3 separate regions of the Mus musculus genome follow, and all the other regions are linked to region 1. A link is a loop called in an ENCODE intact Hi-C map of the cell type or tissue named here. Cell type or tissue: left cerebral cortex. All regions are shown on one strand.

Evidence for each region. Hi-C counts contacts between places; a loop is a spot of excess contacts. Peaks named below come from ENCODE experiments on the same cell type or tissue, not always from the same donor. Only the 100,000 strongest peaks of a DNase experiment are listed, where the experiment ranks them.
Region 2: a loop joins it to region 1, with 2.2 times the contacts of the local background. A loop is called at or near these places in 4 of 42 quality-filtered maps.
Region 3: a loop joins it to region 1, with 3 times the contacts of the local background. A loop is called at or near these places in 2 of 42 quality-filtered maps.

The regions. Positions count from the first base shown.
Region 1 is chr10:63,578,178-63,586,177 of GRCm38, reverse strand. It overlaps Ctnna3 (catenin (cadherin associated protein), alpha 3), which reads right to left. Exons shown (of 18, transcript NM_001164376.1): 5 at 4,115-4,234. Among named protein-coding and RNA genes, the nearest start is that of Ctnna3, 120 kb to the right of the region's middle. In left cerebral cortex, a CTCF peak has its summit at 3,401 (motif pointing left); DNase peaks (open chromatin) are centred at 747, 942, 2,184 and 3,392; H3K4me3 peaks cover 276 bases.
Region 2 is chr10:63,890,232-63,898,231 of GRCm38, reverse strand. All of the region lies in intron 7 of Ctnna3 (catenin (cadherin associated protein), alpha 3), which reads right to left. Among named protein-coding and RNA genes, the nearest start is that of Gm30644, 76 kb to the right of the region's middle. In left cerebral cortex, no CTCF peak of the experiment used is centred here; a DNase peak (open chromatin) is centred at 3,450.
Region 3 is chr10:64,036,019-64,044,018 of GRCm38, reverse strand. The region is part of intron 7 of Ctnna3 (catenin (cadherin associated protein), alpha 3); the gene reads right to left. The region is part of intron 2 of Lrrtm3 (leucine rich repeat transmembrane neuronal 3); the gene reads left to right. Among named protein-coding and RNA genes, the nearest start is that of Lrrtm3, 50 kb to the left of the region's middle. In left cerebral cortex, no CTCF peak of the experiment used is centred here; DNase peaks (open chromatin) are centred at 2,514, 3,688, 4,119, 6,039 and 1 more place; H3K27ac peaks cover 3,044 bases.

The DNA.
Region 1 (8,000 bases):
CAAGCCTGGTACTCTTTCCTTCAGGTTTTAAAAGAAGAAAGTCAAGTGCCTAAGGCAGTTGACACACTAAGCCTGCACGATTACAAAGCCCACCATGGACAGCCCTTAGATTCTCACAGGCAAATGCTGAGAACGAAGGTGACACACTGACCTGAGGACATTGGATGAGGTGTCACGAGGGAGACGAGGCTTCAGTGTGACGTTAAAGAAAATAAGTAAATAGGAAGGGGCTGGATGGTCTAAATACCAAGTTATATAAACCTTGTATGGAGGTCAGAAGGCAAGAATAACAGGCATGATCAAGGAGACAAGAATCAAGGGTGTGCGCCGAGTTTCAGTGTGGGCACGGATCTCAAGTAAAGTGTTTAAATTTCAAATATATTCGCATTAACATACAAACGTGTCTTTGTCCATACAGTGCTCAACTCAATAATGCCAGCTCTGATTTGTAACAAAAGACTTAGAGACCAGTGAAAATGAAATGTGTTTTATAATGCTATTGTAAGCATTAAGGGTAGAAATTAAGTTATAGTCTAAATTAGTAAATCTTACTTTATTCATAAAAACAAAAGCCCCAAGGAGATGTCTTGATTTATAACTGCTCGGATTGATCCATAAGTCTGGGATCTGTGCCACAGCTGGTGCATATAGGATATGCAATAGGATGAAGTCTGAGCGGGGAAATGGCTGGAAAGAATCCACTAAGGAGGCGGCGGTGGCGACAGACCCTGTCCCCCGGCTGCATGTATTCTGCTGCAGCAAAGAACTGTGGATGCCAGGGACCAGAAAACCAGTCACGACGAAGTCTCAGTCACGACGAAGTCTCGGTATCCAGCTCTCATAAGGTTTTATCCCAGATGCGATGAATGGGCTTCCCGATCTTCGCGCTAATGATGCTCGATCACCCACTTCCTCCATCTTGGTGTGCCCACCCCTCCTCTATCCCAGCTGCCTCTCTCACCTCTGTCCACCAACGCTACTTCCAACATTGCTCTTTTTGAACGTGGGAAGACATGGACTCATCTGATCTGACTCCAGTGTGAGCATTCATTCCGTAGGAAGGAACAACCAAAGACCGCTTGTGTTTAGGACACAGTACGCAGTAAGTTCTCAGAAGACACAGGTTCAAAGAAGGAACGGCCATGAGACGGTTCAGCAGCTCAAGGCTCTCGGTGCAAACCGGATCCCAGGAAGCCTCGTGGTGAGAGGAGAGACCCGACTCCTACAAGCTGTCCTCTGACCTCGCACATATACCCCAGCGTGCACATGCATAAATATATTCAATATCTTCCTCCATACAGTTTAAGGAATATTTTTAAAATAATTAAAACAAGGCACAACAACCTATTGCTCAGAAAGAATTCTCTCCATCAAGGATATTACAATATAATCATTGTGTTCAAGTAAAATAAATTTCTGTAGCATTTAAATTTTCTAAAGAAATGTGTATATTTACAATAAAATCTCTGTAAAAGATATATACAGTAGAGTTAATGCATATAAATATTTCATAGAAAAGAAAATTTAATGAATGAATCCATAAAAATTATTATAATTGATTGACTTGCCAACCGTAACTTAAGAGCTTGGGTGATGTTAGTCATTTCTTTTTTTTTTTTTCCAAAATGGATACAGGAATAAAATAAATTAGGAGAGTGCCTGAAATCACGCAAAGAACAGTCTATTATCATTTGTGTACAAGAACAGAAGGGATAATGCCCACCTGCATTTCAAAGTGAGTCAAACTCATTAGTTTTAATGCCCCGCAATCTGAGGCCAAAACTTTGGGCATGCCCAGTAACTGCGCCAGTCAGAGAATTGCCATGGTCAGATACTAAGACTGGAAAGGGTCCACCAAGGAGGTGGCAAATCAACCTTGCTTGCTTCTGCTGCCGCAAAGAATGGTGGGTAGCACGGGACCCAAAAAAAAAAAAAAAAAAAACTGTCACGGATGAAATCTCTGTATCCAGCTCTTACAAGGAAGTTTTCTTGCTGAATTAGCAGTTTTACAGAGATCTGAATCTCTCCCAGTAAGACGAAAAAAGAAAAAAAGTACTTTTCACTGTGAGCCTAATAGATTTTTTTTCTTGCTTTAAAAGAACAGGAATGGAAGATGCCACCCAGTCAGAGAGCAGCTAATGTTCTGACGCTTAAGCCCCGCACAGCCAGGCAATGTGGGCGGGCGGTTTGGAGTCGGGCTGACTCAGGGCTTCTCTCCTCCAGCTTCTCTCCTCCGTACGACCATCATAGGAGAGTCACAAAACTCTTCAGCGGTCTCATCTACAAATGCTACCAATAAAACCGACCCTACGGTACTGCTACGACGACGTTTAGTGACTCGGTTCAAAAATGGTTTAGTCCTACTCTGTGCCACAGTGCGTGGCAGCAGCAAGGATGGTCTACATACATGCACACGTTCACAGGCACCACGGGCTCGCTCTCTCCACTCCTCACACGTTACCTGTCCTCACTCAGTACGGTCCTCCCAGAGCTCTGCTCGCCCGCCCTGGAAGTACTAGAATCTAATCACCGTCACCGGAAACGCGCTAATGAGAAAGGGTCGGGGGAGAGGATGGTCTGTCAACTCAAACGCCCCATGGTGGTAAAATAGGATCTTGGGAACAAAACTGAGCTGAAACTATTCAAGGCCAAAGCGGAGATCCATGGTGTGAGCGCTGAGCAGCAGGAACCGGGAACTGACTGTGGTTGCAGCTCTCGGCAACACTGGCTCCCTGTGTTATGTCTGCTAACACCCAGGCCAACAGTAGTTTAAAAAGAAAAAGAAAAACACACACACATAAATGCTTACCATGTTCTTTTTCTGTATAAAGTATTGTGGAGATAGTCCGTTTGTCCTCATCTAGAATATTCCATAACACAAATGTAACTAGGAGGGCAGTGGGAGGCAGAGGCAGGCGGATTTCTGAGTTCGAGGCCAGCCTGGTCTACAGAGTGATTTCCAGGACAGCCAGGGCTACACAGAGAAACCCTGTCTCAAAAAATCAAAAATAAATAAATAAATAAATAAATAAAATGTAACTCTTAGAGAAATAAAGCCACAGAAAGGTTAAATACTCAATTTTGAAGAGAAACTTTTTCCACCTCTATGATAGAGCAAGAACCTAGAAACACAATTCTATTCTTGGGCTAATTTCTAAGCCATGTCATATAGACTTAATGTGGTTTAACAAAAATACTGCTTTGAAAATCCATATACCAAAGGCCCAGAACTTGTAAATCGGGCAACAGCGAGACGATTGCACTCTCTGCAGACAGGTCAACCGTGTAGCCGCGATTCTAGACACCAGCTACCATTTTCACGCAACCTAATTTAACCGGCTGAGGGACTGCTCTGATCCAAGAAAGCCTTCCAACAAAGTAAAAGCTTGACGACACTGACACCTAGTGGCCATACAGGAACTGCAACCAGACTCTGCCTGAAAAGGATGGCCAGCCACTGCGACGGTGTGGTCTACAGGATGCACGGACTATATCCTTGTGAAGACTGAGTGTGGACAGTACCGATCCTACAAGCAATCTTACAAAGGTTTGATTTGTCTCCGGGATTATCTTGGGACTCTCCAAGCAAGCCAAGAGGCATGCACTTGTTAAGAATCCTTCCCTTTAACCTTGCACATTTATTTAACAAGGTTTTACTCATCTTCAAAGATCAAAAAGCAAAGCTGGAGGTCAAACGCTATTGTTGAAAACAGGTGAGTCTCTGTCCTCACTTTGCAGGTTCATCTAGACGCTTTTCCTGGTCTTTGGGTGGTTTTTTATTCCCCCTTGGTTATACCCTACCAAATACAAAAGCCATGTGGCCAGGCCGTCCTAGAAGCTCTTTGTGCTGCTAAGACGTCATTACCAAAGGGTAGTTAGACCTTCACAGAACCGCAGGAATCTCCTTTTAAAGGAATAAAAGGACGTGTGCAGAAACCCCTAAAGTACCCATCTAAAAGCCAGGGCCGCACTGTACACTGTAGGTAGCGAGATGAACACGGGGCGATCGACACAAGCTATTTCTGCCCCAATCATTAGAAGGTAAGTTTCTCGACCTGTCTGCACCTCCTACAGGAGGGACAGCGGGAAGCCTGAATTGCTCTTATTTTCCTACCTGCTGGCGTTTGAAGGCCAAATAATCCAGGCTTTCCAGCTCCTTCCCGAGCTTCTGGTAGGTTCTCTGGAGGTCGGACTTGTTGGAAACATTTTTGAGAGACTCGAATGTTCTTTGGAACTGAAAACGAAAAGAAAAGCAGATGATAATGGTGACATGTTTTCTTCAAATTCCCCACTAAGATGACAGAGTCAACAGTGTGCTTCAGTTTTACCCACCGTAACTCAGAGACAACAAATGCTAATTATCTTTCAATGGACTAATTAGGGGTGATCATAAAGAGATAGAGACTGTATGTGTGTAGCACCGATATGCATGAGTAAGAGGTTCTGTCCACCCTCATCCTATCAAGAAGAGCATATGTCATTCAGAATAAAAGAATTCTCATGCTTTAGGGTACCCCCCAAAATGAGATTTAATGTATAACTTTAAGTCTAACAATAAGTCTAATATTATAACATTCTTAGGGCTGGAGAGAGGTTTCAGTCAGTAAAGACTATGCTACGGAAGCTTGAGAACCTGAGTCTGAATCCCGACAGTACACGGAAAAGCTGGGTGTGGCTGTTCATATCTGCAATCCCAACACTGGGGAAGCAACCACCCAAGATCCATGGCCAGCCAGGCTAGCCAAGGAGCGAGCTTCACCACCACTTCACTAAGCCAGCGGAATCCCTTGTCACATTCAAAATCTCTGTCCTTATAGCCACAGATAAGGGTGGTTCCCACCCCTCATCACATCTCTTTACAGCAGATGGAGATCATTACAGAAAGCCACAGCCAATCCAAGTGCAGACAACTGTGTCTCAGGCTCAGAGATCAGTGGGGTAGGGGGAAGACGGCAAGAGCCAGGGGAACCGTGTGCTGTGAGATTCTGACTCCTAGAAGTGTCAGAGAAGCCACACCCATAAAGCCTCACTAACATGGCTGCCTAGGCATGAACTGAAAAAGGAAGACACCGATAGACGGGAGTTAACGTGAAAGGAGGGAAACTCAGGGGGCCTCAACCCTAGAAAACCACAGGAAGCTCCTTAGTTGCTGAAGTCTTCCTCGGGGAGAGCACACCGTGTGTGTGTGTGTGTGTGTGTGTGTGTGTGTGTGTGTGTGTAACAACAAAGAAAAAGAGGCCATTAATTTGGATGAGAGCAAGAGGAAGAGGTACACGGGAAGGATTGGAGAGGAGAAGGGAAGTGAGTAAATAATGTAATTATAATTTTTAACTAAATGAGCTTAAATTTTTTAAATACAGTGGAGAGTGACTTAGGAATGCATCTGATGTTGCCCTCTGGTCTCTGCATCCATGTGCAAAAAGGTCCATGCCAAGAGAGAGACAGAGGGAGACAGACAGAGAGACAGATAGACAGACAGATGGAGGGAGGGAAGCAGAGAGAGGGGAGGGAGAGAGAGAGAAAAGTGGGGCTGGGAGAGGACAAAAGAGAGAGTAGGGCAGTAAATATCACCAACTATATTATACACATGCATGAAAATATCACAGTAAGATCCATTGTCAATATATGCTAACAAAGGCATTCTCAATCAAGTTTTCACATGCCAATCATGGAAACCAACAAATGTATGAAAAGTTAGCTGCTCCCGCATGCCCATGGCATGGCATGAGATGTACCTTGTGTCTGCAGAGGATCCGCAAAGAGCAGGTCACTCAGAGAGGAAGATCTCTCAGAGCTTGCGTTTTTGAGGAGGGAAGAGTACTTCCAGGTTAGTGACCAAAGCAGGTTAGTAACGGATGAGTTACAAGATCGAGGAGTCAGATTGCTCCTGTCCCTTCTCCAGCGGATAGAGAGGTGATAGATTGCAGCAGGTCACAGAATACTTCCCGCCACTGACAGGTAAGTAAAGGGAACTCACAAGAAATTGAAGCCATGGTTTGTTTCCGTGAATTCGAGCATACTTTGTCAGTGGCTGAGCGTGTCACCCGATATGACTGTCACTTGCTCTTTTATTTCATGGATCTCATCTTGTGGTGTCACCTAGATTCGTGTCTATGGATAGAGATGTCACCGTTTAAGCACACCAGAATCCCACTACAGCTGTGACTCCATGAGACAGGCCAATAAGATTTTATGGGGTATAATTAAGTTCCCAGGGATGGTTTGATCCTCGGTGTATCAAGCACTACAGCATGAGCCATGAAAGAATGGCGCTCTCCTGGGTTACATCCTCCATTTTGTGAAGGCACCATGTTTATTTCAATCCAATGTGAAGAGATAAGTGAGATGCAAATTAAGTTCAACAAATACCACTTAGCAGTTCCTCTCATCCAAATGCTATGAATAGGCCTGGAGAGATGGCTCAGCGGTTAAGAGCACTGACTGCTCTTCCAAAGGTCCTGAGTTCAAATCCCAGCAACCACATGGTGGATCCATAATGAGATCTGACGACCTCTTCTGATGTGTCTGAAGACAGCTACAGTGTACTTACATATAATAATACATCTTTGGGCCAGAGCAAACGGGGCTGGAGGGAGCAGAGGTCCTGAGTTCCATTCCCAGCAACCACATGGCTCACAACCATCTGTACAGCTATAGTGTACTCATTTACATAAAAATAAATAAATAAATCTTTTTTTTAATGTTATGAATATAAAACATATTTTCTTCCCTCGGTGTGATTCCTTGGCTCAGGGAATGTCACTATTAGAAGGTGTGGCCCTGTTGGAGTAGGTATGTCACTGTGGGTGAGGGCTTTAAGACTCTCATCCTAGCTGCCTGGAAGCCAGTCTTCTGCTAGTGGCCTTCAGATGAAGATATAGAACTCTCAGCTCTGCCTGCACCATGCCTGCCTGGACACTGCGATGTTCCCGCCTTGATGATAATGGGCTGAACCTCTGAACCTGTAAGCCAGCCCAATTAAATGTTGTCCTTTATAAGACTTGCCTTGGTCATGGTGTCTCTTCTCAGCAATGGAAACCCTAAGACACTGGGGGAACTTAAAGATTACAGGCGGAAATAGTCATGGAAGCCAGAAATGGGAAGGGCATTGACATTCATCAAGTATGTGTTCAGCCCCAGGTACTTTATGCCTTCCAGCTGAAGTCTCACATCAGTAACAGGAGGTCCTGGTACATTCCCAGTCTCAAGCGCGTAAACTGGGCCTCAGAAAGCTTGGCTGAGCAGGGCCTTCACACCAATGTCTGAGATCTTTCTTTAGAACGTGGAGTGCAAACAAGAGGAAAGAGTAGGGTACGGCAAATATTTGAAAGCTCACTGAGAGTGACTGAAGGAGTTACATAAAATAGAAGACATGAAGAAGCCTGAGTTGGACCACAGAGGACATGAAACTTCAGAGTTCTGGGAGCGAGCCAACTCTACTCATCTGTTTATATGCCTTATTTTTTCTAATTTATGGTTATTATTTACATAATATTTCGATTTACTGTATTTACTTTGTAATGTTTTCTAGCTATTTTCTGTGTGTGTGTGTCTGTGTGTGTGTGTGTCTGTGTGTGTATCTGTGTGTGTGTGTGTGTGTGTGTGTCTGTGTGTCTGTGTGTGTGTGTATCTGTGTATGTGTCTGTGTGTCTGTGTGTGTGTGTATATATCTGTGTCTGTCTCTGTGTGTGTCTGTGTGTCTGTGTGTGTGTATCTGTGTATGTGTATGTGTGTGTGTGTGTGTGTCTGTGTATGTGTGTGTGTGTGTGTGTGTATCTGTGTGTGTGTCTGTGTATATCTGTGTGTGTGTGTGTGTGTGTGTGTGTGTGTGTGTCTACATGTGAAATGACACCCATGGAGAAGTCGGAAGATGATACATGACAGTTAGCTCTCTCCTTCAGCTATGTGGGCCTCAGAGATGGAATGTAGGTTGTCAAGCTTGGAAGCAAACACCTTTGCCCACTAAGCCATCCCACCAGCCCCCTCTCACCAGTCCCTTC
Region 2 (8,000 bases), 310 kb before region 1:
CTGCCTTGTACACACAGAGTTGAGGATTGAGCCCAGAGTGGCATGCATAAAAGACAACTTATTAACTCAGCTACATTCTCAGTATCCCTCAATATCACATTTGAAGGGTAACTTTGTAAAGATTTATTTTCTTTTTAGGTATGTATCTGTTCATGAATATGTGCACATGAGTGCAGGTGCCTACAGAGACCACAAGGGGTCATCAGATGCCTCAGAGGAGGAGTTACAGGTGATTGTGAGCTTCCCAAAGCAGGTGCTGGGAACTGAACTCAGGACCCCTGCCAGAGCAGTTTATCCTATTAAACCAAAAACCACCTCCCCAGAGCACTCGTGAGTAATTTTAACTCTCCTTGGGTTGTCCTTTATGTTGAGAACTAATTACAAATACAATTCATCTTTTCTTATAGACTCATTACATTAGGCAGTGCCTCTGACAATCAATAAAAACAAAACTTTCGGGGGGAAGATAATTAGCAAAAGACCATACACTTTCTAATCTTCTTATGCACTTTTAAAGAGTGTTTTCTTGACAGAGTCAACGCTGAAGAATTGCAGACATGACTACAGAATGAAAAGTAGACAAATAGATTAAAGCCACCTGTAATAAATAGAAGTTATGATTACAATTCAAGTTTCACATCAAGGAAACTCATGCCAGTAGTTCTTCCAATGTAGCTTAGCAATGACATTAACTTATGCTAACCACATTCTACCCTGAAAGAATGTGGTGACTAACTAATCCTGGGCCAGACTTCCTGCCAGATCCATCTACTCTGAGACAGATCCACATCCACACATAAAAGGGTTAACAAAGAGACATGCTGGCATGTGCTGAACGCTTCAGCCAAACAGGTAATTCTACAGAATCAGGTCTTGAAAACCAAGTGAACAGAGACGCTGTCGGGCATCATTCGGAGGGTCCTGGGTTTGAGCTCTGTTATTGTTTCACTCAGAGCTAAGATGTCTAGTAAAATTCTCCCCTGGACTTTTCCAGTCCACTTGATACTATTATAGCATGTCTTTTATGCCATACAATTCAAGCCAGTCAACACTTAAAAAAAAAAAATCCCTTTATTTGTTTACTTTCTCCTGAGTTAATGAACCACTGTTTTCCCTCCCTCTCTTGTGGAGTGTTTTAGATATTCGTGTTTATGCTTTAATTTGTTATAAATACCTTCTAGGTATCCTCTCTGGATGATGTGTAGGTTTATGCTGCATGCTTACTGCTAATAAAAAAAATGCTCTGAACATAAATAACACAAGAGGTTCTGAAGCTTGCACAGAACTCAGGAGAGAGCAGCCTGTACCCACAGTCATTCGTGTACAAAACAATGGGCACTTCCCTCCCATGGGTTAAGGCCCGTGTCCTAATGAAGACCCACATCTTCATTTCCAGTTCTGGAACCAGAGCCAAGACCTGCTGAGGTGCTGGCTGAAGGTGAAGGAAATACAGAATGGGTAGTAGAGGAAGGTAGTTATAAATACCAATTAAGGCCACGTAACCAGTTGCAGAAACGAGGATTATAAAGTAATATGAATGCTCCATTGTAAATTTACAAATGCGTTTGCGATTGTACGAGGGATAGTTATATCATGTTAGGTGTATTCACACCCTTGTTATTGTTTCATGTGAACATGAGATATTATTTGTGTCAAGTTGACAAGGTGTGGATTGTAGTGGCTATTCCTGGTTGTCAACTTGACTATATTTGGAATGAACTACAATCCAGAATTGGAAGGCTCACCAGTGACTCTTATCTGGAGGCTTGGAGATCCTTATCTGGATCTTGGTATGGAGATCTTGAGCCATAGTGGCTATGGATTCCAGAAGATTGAATCTCCGAGTTTAAGGAACACACCTTTAATCTGGGTTATGCCTTTCATCTGGAAACATCTATTGCTTCTAGGGAAAGATTACCCAGCCTGTCAAGGATGTCTGATCCTCTGCAGCCGTAGTAACCAGACTACACATTGTGCCCCAGTGTCTGAGTGACAACAGTTAGAATACACATATCCGTATCACCATGGGGAGTACTGATCGTCCTGACCAGGCACAGCTTCTATCAAGATCAGCTCAAGTCTTTTCCTTCTCTTCTAAGAACCTACTTAATTCCCACTCCATTTATCTTATGTGTTTGAAAATAAGCACATGGTATGCCCTCTGACTTGCAACCATCCCCAGCACAGTGAAGGATTTGCATTGAAGAATTATTTCTTTTCATTCTGCCCACAATGAAGACTATGGTCAGAAGTGTGTGTGTGTGTGTGTGTGTGTGTGTGTGTGTGTGTGTTTGTGTTTACATCCAGATATACACTTGTATAACCTGTAGTTACATACATAGTTATATCAAAAGAGCTTAGTGTGGACCAGTCATACTCACTACCCACACCAGCACTACATGCTTTTTCCTATGTCCTCCTCACAAATTACATAAAGCACTGCTCAAACTCTAAACGGAAGTCGTTTGACTCCTCATTATTAACCCCCATTTATTCCTCAAATTTTCTGAAATCGAGATTTAACCTTGTGATGTTTGCTTTATGCATCAATTTGACTAGTGACAGTGTACCAAGATGTCCCACCAAACGCTATTCTAGTTATCTCCACGAGGGTGCTGCTGGATAACATAACCATCTGGATTGGTGTGTTGACTAATGCAGAACACCCTCCCTAACATGAGTGTGGTCATTCAGCTGAATGCCTCAGGAGGACAATGAGGCTGAAGGCCTCAGGAGGACAATGGGGCTAAGTTTTCAACAAATTAGAAGAGATATTTCTGCCTAATCGCTTTGAAGGGATATTTCCTGCCTGATGAACTGAGCTTGCTGTTTGTGTTCATGTTTTGTTTTGTTTCCTACCTCAGCATCAAACTAAAACACCTGCTCTCTGGGTTTGTATGGGCAGATTGTTGGAAATGAAACTACTCCCTTGGTTGCCCTGTCTCTCAGGCCTTCAGACTCAGGCTGAGACCAAGCTATCGGCTTTCCTGGGTCTTCAACTTCCCCATCCTATGTAACCGCTTTTATATTAATACTTATAATTATATTTATATTTGACATTTGGAAAATTAGCCTATAAGTTAACACACACACTTAGAGCACACGATAACAAAACCTCTTCAGCTTTTCAGTCACTTCCCCAGAGTGAGTTTGAGTCAACCTCACATCTCACTCTGATTACTGAAACATGTTCTGGTTGGTCTTTCACAACCAGTTCTGGTTCCATCCTAATTCTCCTATGGGTCCTGTATGCAGGAATATAAGAACCGTGGGGCTGACCTGAGAAAGTTTCAAGGGAAATCAACCAGAGGGCTTCTCCCAACACACTACGCAATGATCTTGGTGAGGTCTATTTTCATCTGTGATACATATAGCAGGCTTTGAGTTTTGCATAGATGCCTCACCATATGGATTAGCCTTAAATAACTGGCAGAGAAGGAATTGGTTTTAAAAAATCTGTATAGTACTCTCAAGATGGAGAAAACACACTGATATATGCTTAACATTTACGTCAGATGAAGAAAAAAAGGGTGATTCACGGGGAAATATATTCCTTTTCCCAAGTCAATCTCTACAGAAAGCTGTTCTGTTCTTACCTTCCAAGGCAATTCATTTCCCGGCTGCGTCTTCCAACTGGAGAACAATAACTCAGAATGCTTTGACTCCTTCCCATTCCTTAGACTCACCCGAAAAGATTTCTCCAGGTTAATAAAACTAATAACCATTTCAAACTTATCCACCACCGGGCCATGCATGCTGTACTGTCAAAGCCAAGTGTTAGCCCCACAAAAACATTCCCCTCCTTTTTCTTTCGCAGCTTAACCCCCTTGGCATTTTTCAACAACCAAAGGCTTAACTTCTTTAAATTTTCCTTTAGTACTAACTTGGAAAAAGGTTGGCTGTTAAGTCAGAAAAAAAAATCAATATTCTGTATGTAATGCTTAAGTCAAAAAGATGTCCACCATACAAATAAATGCATGCTCTGAGCAGAAAGTGATTTTTCATAGATAAATACATGTTTAGGGGGGAAATAGGATTCTTGAACAGAATACCACTTAAGCATGTAAGGATTTTAAAATGTTTTAAGGTGTGTGGTTGTGTGTGTGGATGTGTGGATGTGTGTGTGTGGATGTGTGTGTGGATGTGTGTGTGTGTGTCTATATGCACATGTGTTTGCTGATGTGCACTGAGGCCAGAAAGGAACATCAGAGATACAGAGCTGAAGTTATAGGTGGTTATGAGCCACCTTTTAAGGGTGCTAAGAATCAAACTCTGGCCCTCTGCAAAATGAGCAAGCACTCAACTGCTGGACTATCCCTCTAGCATCACTACTGCACCTTCTTTTCTTTTCAATATCTACTTTCTCATTTACATTTTTTTTCGTGCAATATATTTAGATCCTGTTTCCCCTTCCCCAGCTCCTCCCACATCTCCCCCTCCCCGGCCCACCCAGTTTCATGTTCTCGCTCTCGTTGCTTTTCTCCTCTCTCTTTCTCTCTCCTCTCTTTGCGCTCCCCCTCCCCAAAACAAATAAAACAAAAGTACATTTGCCAGTGTGCACACACGTGAGCAGGCAAGGCGTTCAAGATTGCAAATGCTTCCAGCAATTACTTTTCTTTTTTTTAAGTAAAAAATACAACTGTTCTTTTGCTACACGTAGTCAAAGATTTTTCCCTTCCTTTTCTAAACACAGAACATTGGAACACTAACACACATTAAAATTGAATGATTGTGAAAAAATAAATAAACACAAAAACTTAAAATGTCTGTTTTCATTTAAAAATCACCTGACCATTCTGATCACATTGGTTATAAAAGACTGTAAAGATGGGAGGCTTGGTCTTCATGTGAGAGCTCTAAGCTGTAGGAGCAGGGCTGCCTCTGACTGTTGGGGGATGGGGAGGGGAGAGGGGAGGGGAGAAGGAGGGACTGGGAGAAGAGGAGGGAGGGAAAGCTGCAATCTGGGTGTTAATTAATTGATTAACAAAAAGAATTAAAAGACTGTAAGTAGGAGGATGGGAAAGCATTGTGAAAATTAACTGTCTCCTCACTTAATACCCTTTGATAAAAAGCACTCTGTCTTCTTTGGATGCTCAACCACTCTGTGAGAGAAGCGACTCTAACATCTTGTATGTTTGTGGAGATTTCCACACAGCACTTTCATACATACTTTGCCACATCAGTAGCTTATAATTTAGAAAAAAAAGTAACTTTTTCCAATGAAGCCATTTTCATTCAATAAGAAAATTAAATGAGACATGTTTGTCATTCCAAATGCCTTAGAACATTAACCATTTGGTTTCAATTGTTGACACTGTTTCAATTTGACTTACCCTGATTTAGGTTTCAAAGCCTCTCAACTCTAGAGATGGTTTGATAAGGTATTTGGTTAATTGTCTTTAGTCACCTAGAGACAATCAGAAACTCTAATACTATAATTTATTAACCATGCATCCTGGTTTTCATCTGTGCTGCTCTGCTAGAATCAACTTCAGGAAGGACTGGGTTCATTTGTCTTACACGTGTAGTCCATCATGGTGGGAAGTCAGGGCAGGAACTCAAAGTGGGAACCTGGAGGCTGGAACTGAAGCAAAAGCCATGGAGAAGTGTTGTTTATTGATTTGTTACTCATGGTTTATCCAGCCTGCTTTCTTATACACTCCAGGACCACTTGCCCCATCAATCATCCATCAAAACAATGTAGCATAGGCATGGCTACAAGTCAGTTTGAATCCCTCAGATTAGGCATTAAATTGACAAAAACTAACCAGTACAACATGAGAGAGAGAGAGAGAGAGAGAGAGAGAGAGAGAGAAAGAGGGAGAGAGAGAGAGTGGGTCAAAAGCTGTGGCTCAAATAAAATACAACCTACAATTAAATATCAAATTACCAAGGATTTTTCTCCATAGTTATGAAAGAAGTTCAAAATAGACACAAAAAGGAGAGCTGAACCCTCAGTGTCATGGAGATAAGAACTTTCAGAATTAGGAGTTTACAATGAGCAGAGACTCCTTGTGCAGACAACAAATTTTATGATCCATGAAGTTAGATCATTTCTTGATTCTTCACCTCATTGTGGTCTGAGATTTGAACTCATGTAATATATGAGCAAGGTATCAGCTTTAAATGCACATAAGCATGCATGTGCACATAAACATATACACAACTATTAAATGGTGATGAGGATCAGGTAGCATCCTTCAGCATCAACTCTTGGCTGGTGGCATCAGAGAGCTTTGTCTGGTACTGCATAATCGTAACTACTAGGGGATGCTGCCTATAATTCCAGATATCGGCCTGAAATCCCAGAGGCCTGAAATTCAGAAGGTCATTTGGGCCTCAGATGTTTGTATTTCAACAAGCAAACCACGTGAGCCTAGAACTTCTGGTCTTCAAGGTTTTGGATGCTAGCATCTCTGCTGATCAGAACTTCTTACTATGCCTGGATCTCTTGGACTTTCTGGCATTTAAAAACTACCTTTTAAATACAAGCTTTGTTATTTCCAAAACATGTTTTTAAATCCTTCATTTTCTAAGATGATTATGACTTTGGTCTGCCATGTAATCTCTCATATCCCCTCTTAGCAATGGAGCGGCCATGACCTTCACCCACACTTTATTCTCTCTGGCAATCCTCAAAAGTAAAAGAAATCAGTGGATTTCTATGGGGCAGAAAGACCATGCTTCTCTTTAGAAGTGGTGAAAGACTGAATGGCAAAAACATATTTCCATGTCTCCTCGTTAAAGGGCTTACAACTCAGCCCTTTACTATCACATGAACCATCTCTGGCCCTAGGGAAGCAGAGATGAAGATGCACAGAACCAGTTTTACAGAGACCTGAATCTGTAGGGAAAGCAATCAGGTGCCCTAGATTATTAAACCTCGAAGCAAGCCTTCGAAGATGCATTAATATGCTCTCTCAGAACAAGAGCCTTACACCCTGAGTAGTCGTTCCCCATCCATCGGAGGGCATCCAAGCTCTTTATCTTAGTTGATGAGGCTCTGTATGACTAAACCCACTTTTAAGGTTGACAATAAAAAGGCTTCACTGTGAGGGAACTTAGAAGACATAGCCTCCACTTCTAATGATTCAAAAGTTGCTGTGGCTGACACTACACGGGCAAGGTCTGTCTATGGAGAGATGGTGGACAAACTCACTGAAGGACCAATCCAAGAGAAAGGAATTAGGGATTTCCGAACACAATTCCAAATGTTTAAGATTAAACATTCCAGAATATCCAAAAGCTCAGACAAGAGTAACAAGGTCAAAGATGTGATTCGAATGCTAAAGCCCTCAGAACTGGTCTGTTCAATACATGTGTGGCTTCTGTTGGAAGCTTTTAAGGACTAATCTGTGTTAGCATGAGTGTGTTTAATACAGACAAGGGAAGTAACATGGAATGCAGCCCTGTCATGTGAGCTTAAAGTGTGGGCTGGTTTGGAGCCCCTACCCAACAGAAGAAGACGCGGGCCTGGGGGTTTAACCTCCAAGAGAGCAGTCAATGGAATCGGTTGTGATGATAAATACCAGATACCATCCCTTTCTTCTAACTGAATCTTACTCACTCTTGACATAGTGGCCCATCTGGGAAAGTAAGTAATTCCCAAAGACAGAGAATTAAATAAAGCATGGGACAAGGATAGGATAGGGTCAGCAGAAATGCTTGAACATCAGATTATCTACAAATTAAAGAAACAACTTTTTGTTTTTATTTTCTAGTTGCACTTCCACTACTGAGAACATCTCTAATCAGAACTCTGAAAGCTCTGTTCTCCTGTACCATCTCTCTGTATGCTTTCTTTTGCACGAAATAATCTCAAAGGCCTTTTCTGACACAATAGAGATGGCTATGCTGGCCATGTCACTGTCACTAGAGGGAAGGACTCATAGCAATTTACACTCTAAGACAAAAGGATTATGCTGGCTTCCAGCTCTGTAGAGTTCATTGCATGGCCGGATGGTTTCAAGGCTCTAGGGTTCCCATAAGGCAGCACATGA
Region 3 (8,000 bases), 460 kb before region 1:
ATTGAGTAGACCTCATGCTGACTGTTCTCACCATACTTTGTAAATACAAAATGAAGAAAGATATTTTTTGTATGTGAGCACACTGTTGCTCTTGGTCTTCAAGACACACCAGAAGAGGGCATCAGATCCTATTACAGATGGTTGTGAGCCACCATGTGGGTACTGGGAATTAAACTCAGGACCTCTGGAAGAGCAGTCAGTGCTCTTAACCACTGAGCCATCTCTCTAGCTGTACTCTTTTTCCATACAGTACACCCTGGACACAGTTTCCCCTGCCTTTATCCCTCCCAGTTCACAATTAAGAAATGTGGGATTTAAAGGAGGTGAATGCCTTTAATCCAGCACTTAGGAGGCAAATAGGTGAATCTCTCTGAGTTTGAAGCCAACCTGGGATATATATCAAGTGCCAGGACAACCAGAGCTACATGGATGCTACCTCAAAAAAAAAAAAAAAAGTGACAAATGTGAAATTTGTGAAGTTCTCATGAATAAATTTTCTAAACTTGTCATGCTATTTCATAAAAGATCTCTTTATTTTTCTGGTTGTTTGAAAACTGTCTCATATAAGCTATTTCCTGTGAAGCTCAGTATAGCATTAAAACTACCATCAAATTCTTCAGTTTCACATGAGATTGAATTATAAGCATGTATTTACCCAGAGATTTTTTAATAGAGTATCATTATTCTTTGACTATTTTATGAATGTCAGTAATACATTTTGAGCATAGGCACCACAACTCTCTCTCCCCAGGAATACCCAACACTCCCCCACGCCTCCCTCCATGTCTCTCTCCTTACCAATGGAACTTACTGTTGAGATTTTTTTTCACACAAAGACACTGTATTTACATCATTAATAACCCCCCTTCCGTGGATTCATGACCTCTTCCTCTGTAATTATTGTTTCAGAGAGAGAGAGAGAGAGAGAGAGAGAGAGAGAGAGAGAGAGTTCATTTAGTGTTGTTTTTATGTCCATTGATTTAGAACTAACCAGGAATCTCTTTGCTGGAGGAAACAGATTTTCTCCTACCTCAATAGCTACTGTACTTGTACCTGTACTTCATCAACTAAATATGACAGAGGTAGAGAGATGGCTTACTGGGTAAGAGTGTTTATCACGCAAGCAAAAGGTTATGGGTTTGGGTCCCATTTCCCAACAACAACAACAAAAACAACAAAAAGGCATAGCTGCACTGGACTCTGAAACTCCAGAGCTATGGAATGGGGATGTGGGACCAGAGACAGAAGATCCCTAAGGCTTGTTGGTTACTAGCCTAGACTCAGGTTCAATGAGAAACCCTAACTCAAGTAAGGTGCAGAGGGGTAGAGTATCACACCTAACAAAAATCCCGTGTTAAGTAAGCATCCGATTAGACACATATTTCTTAAATAGCACTTTTACAATTGAACACTGAAATTTTTAAAAACATATTTACTGATCGAACCATGAAAAGAGAGCATGAAGTTACACCTCGGTAGTAGAATTTGTTTCCACCGGAGGTTTGGAAAGGCTTAAGAGATCAGAATGTGTGTCCTTGTGAGTTGTTGCATGAGTAAGCATTTCACATCTGAACCAGGAAGGCCGACATAAATTACAGGTGAAGGTCAGGATTGGCTGAGCTATTATGGTCAACAGTCTTCCTGTCCCCTCTAGCAAGGAAGACAATAGCTAATTTCATGGCCACTATAGTTCCTGTCTGTTTCTAACAAGTGGGTAAGACAACCAGAACAACAGTTGCATGCCGCCAACCTCGGGGGTGAGGAAATGATTTCTGTCTGCCCACTCTGTTAGTAGCAAGTCACATGGAGAAACCTCTTCCTGGCTCCCATGGAGGAAAGGGAACCCCAGCGTTGTGACAGCTGTCATGGACCCTTGCTGTTTCCCAGAGCTGGCGTCGGAATTGAATGAGAATAAAGCCTATCGGGGCCATCCTACCCACCTGTGACTGAATGAGCCAAATAAATAGCAAAGAGACAGATGGTCCCACCACCGTTAATGAGAACCTCAGAAGCCCACGATTCCGTGGAAAGGGAAATGTTGCCACGTTGGTGTTCACTACAAAGGTGTACCAACAGAACTCTCCAACAGTTTACCTTCAAATGACAACTGTTGTATCTCATGGCGGCCCATTCTCAGAGGGCAGCTTGGGCTCCAGGGGGGTTCCAGACAGCCTTGCATTTTTAACAGCCTTGCTTTGCAGCCGCTCCTTGAACATTGGAATGTACTTCTCAAAATTGATTTCAAGCATCCCTAGTTTTTCTAGCGATACGTTCCGCAGTCGATATAGTGAGTCCCAAAGATGAATCACTATGGTGAATCACATCTATAGGTAGGTGTTTTCTTTCTACCTTCATTTGTATCTCTAATTTCCAATCTGATGAGATTCCCCCCTGCTACAACCCTGCATCTGCTCACCCAGGCACATACTTCATGGATCTGAGTCCTTTTGAATTGCCATTGACCGTATGAATTACGCTCCCTGGCTCCCATTTCTATCTTTTTTTGGCAGCTTGACCTCAATTCCTTTCTTCTCCTCATTTATAGCATAGCTATGCCGCAATTCTGGCCAACTTCCATAGCATAACATTTTCTTCCGGCTGTAGCTAAATTGAACCCTGCAGCTGTTTTAATATGGCATCGGTGGTTAATTTTTGGTACAATGTTGCACATCCTAAAGTGACAGTAATGTCCAGTGCTGGTGCAATATTATGCAAGATTTAAGATAGATGAAAAACATTCAGCTCAGTAAAAAACTGCTGTACCGTGTGTGTGCGGCATGAGCTGCAATAAACAGGGCCCCGTGTGGAGAAATTCCAAGAGCCTCCAGCCACCTAGGCAGTAAGAACACTATTGATCACTCCCGGATGCAGTGTTCTGTAATTCTTACCACTTTCTTGCTCCTGAAGTGGCTACCATCAAAAGAACAAAAAGAAGATGAAATCCACGTGAATATGAGTAAAGTTGTCTATTGGTCTCGGCAATGTGTTCCTAGATGCTGTGATTGCTCTTGGTCACTTTTGACAGTTTGAGAACAGCTCCTTCTATCTTAAGTGAGGGGCCAAGGGGGCTGCATGCACAGTGCTTTAAATAGACAGGAACCCATCGAGAAAGAATAAACCCTTCAATGTTCTGGGGATACACTTCTCTTCCATGATCCCTGAGAAAATAGCTGGATGCAAAGTCACAGAGCCCAGCTCAGTTTATATACGAGTCACCTCCGTTTTTAAGGGTAATGCACGAACATAATTTAGCAGGGGTTGGCAAAGAAACATAAAATATTGTCTTGGGGATGAAAGAGTTAGGCTCTGAATTTTAAAAGGACAAAATAGGAAAATAAAGGTTCACCTTGTGAGGTTATAGGGGAAAAAAAGCAGAATGAGAGAGATCGATGAGAAGATGGGACAGATGGAATAAGACAGGCTGAGGGAAGAAGGAAAAGGTGAGAGAAGGAGGAGGGAGCACATAGATTAAAATGTCAAGTGATTGGTGTAAATGGAGGCTTGCGGCCCCGGGAAGCTGTTCTGAGGTCGTCAGGGACCATGAGGAAGAGGCTGAAGTCCTTCAGCTGACCTGAATGGGAACAGAGACAGAGGGAAAGCATAAGACCCCAGGGAGACGATGCAAGCTACGTCTCAAACAGCCTGTCTGCAGAGGACTGGAGCCTTCCAGCTCCGACTGCGCCCTTGGCTCAGGCAGTGCTAAAGGAAGTGCGCTAATGAGAACAAGGACCTGGTGCCTGGAGCAGCCAACTGCAGAGTTCACCAGTCAGGCCCGGCTTTTTCATTCCATGAATCAATTACAACATGTTATATTGATTTCGCCAGGCCAGCATGACTTAAAAAGTTAATGAGCAAAATATTTTTTTATTATTTTTCAAGACGCTGCAGTGTCTATGGGATCAGCACACTCTGCAGTAAGATAGATACTCTGGCCGCCTCAGACTCCTTTCCAATCCAAGCACCTTCTGAGATCCTCATCTCTGTACTAGACAAGAGTCTGGACCTGGCGGGGTACCCTGGCACATCATGCCAATGAGATCTCTTCCTGGTGACTGAACCAGAGGCGTCCCCGGCTAATGTAGCTGTGTTTAGGCTCCAGTGGGTTTTGTACAGGCCCTTCCAGATGGAAGCAGAGGAAGAGGGGAGGGAGACAGGGTGCGTGGCAGAGCTGCATATGTGAGGGTGGTTCGTGATGAGTGTGCTATAGCTCTCTTCTGAGCTGCAGTTAACATTCATTTCAGACAGTCCCAATAAGCAAGAAAATGCTAAGGGCTCTGTTCTGCAAACCAGGCTCTGGCCCAAAGCAGAAACAACAGCAAAGCATCGCAAGTAGTGGAGCGCATGGGTCGGTGAGCATGACCTACAGCAAGTAATTCTGAGCTTCTGCTTTTCAGGGGAGACCGCAAAGGGGGAAATAGGCGTGAGGGCTTAATAGAGAGTAGTGATGAAGTGCAGATTACATTTTAAATTAGAAATGTCCATAGCAGCATAATGTATGGAAACAATAATGGACCCCTGTATTGGCTGACTTACCGGGTTTAAGCGATGGGACAGATGACTCCATATCAGGATAAGTAGATGGAAGTGATTAACTTCTTGTCTCTGAAAACTCTAGAAAAATACTACGACTGTACCTATAGAATCTCTCTATTTGTTTGCTTGTGGTTGTGTTGTTGTTTGATTGATTGATTGATTGATTGAGATTGAGTTTTCCCATCAAAAATACAGGACCCTTCACTAGACACCACTAAATATGAGCAATTTTTACCTTTGTGTTCCGTAGCTTATCCCATAACTGTCTTGGGCACATCAAGAAAGTGTGTCACTTCCCTTCCTTCAAACACCCTCTGGATTGACTCTTGGACTGGGTTTTAATTAGCTTTCCTTTATTGATAGGCACACATTCCCTGCACATGCCTGAGAATGCTAAATGAATGTTTTCTGTCTCTCTTGGTCCTCTCAAGAAGTAATTTGGAAGCAGAACCTATGCCCTCTAGAGAAACTTGATTTCAGTTCCCTAAGGACAAAATGTATAATGGGAACAGAGGTGCTCTTTGCACATTCCACCTCCCCTGGTGCCCCTGCTCATTCTGGACCAGTCCATCCGACAGGCAGCCCAGGATACACACATCCAGGAACAAGAACTCCTCAGAGGCTGCAATGTTTTCCTATAAACGGATATGAGAAACAGGGTTAAATGATCTTTGAATGATCCATCAGGAAATAGAGTGAGGTGAAGGAAGCAGATAAAAGAGATCCTGGTACTTGAAGCCCCAAAGTGTGTGCCAGCAGCAAAGGCTGTGAAGGAGAAGCAACTCCAGTCATAGTCAACAAACAAACAGCCTTAGGGACACCATGGTGAAACCCAGGGAAAATAACTCCAATAGATCTGAATTGCCTAAAGAAGTAAAAGAGTTATCTCACTACTCTTGAACACACAGCTGCTTAAGATATAAACAGAAGCAAAGCGTAGCATGATTTAATGTATACCTTACTGATTTCTACTTCATACCCCTTTGCTTGCTAATAAGCTAATATTTACTCTTTAAGTGTTTCTGGTAAAACAATGAAAAGTCTGACAGTAAACTCGCCCTGCTAAAATTTTACTGTGAATGTTGACTTCCTGAGGGAAAAAAAAAGACATTTATCACGCACAGCTGTACAATAATAAAGATGAAATTAATAGTGAACACCTGGGTGTTTCTTGCGAGCTAGGATCCATGCAGCATCTCTGAATGCATTACATCCTCTGCTTCTTACAGAAGTCCTATGGTAGACATTGTTGTACCTTGTTTCACAGATGACAGTGACGAAACTCAGATAGGTTTTCTATCTCGCTAGTGCTACCTACTCCATAGTGGCTTTGTCTCAACTCTTTTCACTGGAGACTGTGTCCTTAAGCACTCATCCCATCATCAGACATTCACTTCACAGGTAAAACATGCCAGGCATTAACCCAGATGCCATGGACCACCGAGCCCACTTTCTACATCAAGGCCAAGTATTTACCAGACGTGAACATATTCTCCGGAACAGCATTCTTTTCAGAATGTGATGTCACTAATCACTGGTTTAGAGAACCCGGGAAGGAACACAGCCAGCTTGGCAGAGGGGGCTCCATGGATAGAAAATAGCATTTGGAATGTGCGAAGAAAACAAACCGAAGCAAAGAATGAAAGGCAGGGGAGCAACAAGCTGAGGAGCTGCTTTCTACTTGTGGGAAAGGGGCAGTGAAAATTAACCAAACATAAAGATAGAAAGAAAAGTAATTACAGGAGATGTTGAGAGATCAACACACACACACACACACATACAAGCATATACACACACACATATACAAACATATACACACACAAACACACACATACACACACACATATACACACACTAACACACACATACACACACAAACATACACACACACATATACAAACGTATACACACACGAACACACACATATACACACATGAACACACACATACACACACACATATACACACACGAACACACACATACATACACACACACACATATGTATACACACATCACATCACATCTAATGAAAATAGATTTAAAAATTAAACTGATATGCATTCTAGATTTCCAAACTACTTCTCACAAAGTTGATGGTTCATTTTAAAAATCACCAGGGTGAGCAGCAGAGATAGCTTATAGGGGTCTTGTCCTATTAATTATTTTCATCTTTTCCGCCTATTCCCTTGTTAAGCCACTTCAATGACTCAAGCAAATGTGCTACAAATAGAGGAAAATGAAAACGTAAATAATTTATTTTTAGCAATGTTCTCTGTGCTTCTCCAAGAATTTACAAATAGGGTTAGGAAAGACAACAACTCACGCCATGTTACTTTTACTCATCTATTTCTCTTGTCTCCTTTGTAAAGCACCACAAAGATGTTAGTTGGGAGGACACTCACATAAGCTTGTGTCTAATCTTCACTTCCTACAGCCTCTCCTAGTCCACTCCCCTTGGACAGAAAGAAGTCTTATTGTATAAACACATAGAGACCGTCTCTCTCTGGGCTTCTTTATCTCAAGTGTGTCCCTGGTTTGGACATTTCTTCCTTGAGTATTTCACTCAGGTATGCCTTCTTCAAAGCTCATATTATCTATTAGTTCATCAGAGGCACCTTTCTTAACCATCTTTATCCATTTTGGGTGCACAGGAAATAAATGATTGACCACTGGAGGGAAGTATTGCTGAAGGGTTGTAGCCATCATCATCATAAAAGTTACAGAAGTCACATGGTACTCTGTTACCACAGGGCCAAAGAGTAATCAGACTTCCCAAAGATGAGAGAATAAGGAGACAGAAGCTCCTCAAGCTCGGAGCATGGACAAACGGACTCTCCAACAGAAACAAACCTTTCTTTAAAGAAAAGCACCCCAGTAAGTGGGGGATATGGCTGGGCGAAATCCAGGGTCAGATATTCCCAGTCTCAACCTTTCCAGGTTCTCAGCCCATCTGTAGATTGATTTCCATGGTGAAGCACAACCAGCGAGCAGATGATTAGTGTGTTTGATAACATGCTGCATAGGTGTCAGTCTTCTGAAAAGTAATCAAGATGGAGAAGGTGGGACAAAGTGGATCGACATACCGGACCGTAGGGCACACATCCCAGTCTGTTTCCTTTGTCACTCCCAGCCTCATCACCCTTGGGTCCTTTCAAGGCTCTTACAACTCTCATGATTTCTTTTTAATTTGTATATCTGTGTCATTAATGGCGAGATCTGGATTTGCCTGTACTGTTCATTAGCATGTCTCCAAGGCCCAATCAATGTCTGCATACATTAGGTCCTTAATAAGCACTTAACGAATTAATTAGGTAAGAAGACTTCTATCAATTAAGAAGATTACTTAAAAAGACCTACTCATCCTTGAGTAAACACTCTGTACTTTACAGAGGAATGGTGTGGAATGATATTCCGTTTCATATAATAAGGATTTTATAATTTTTTCAGTCAAGTGGTAGTTCAACTTT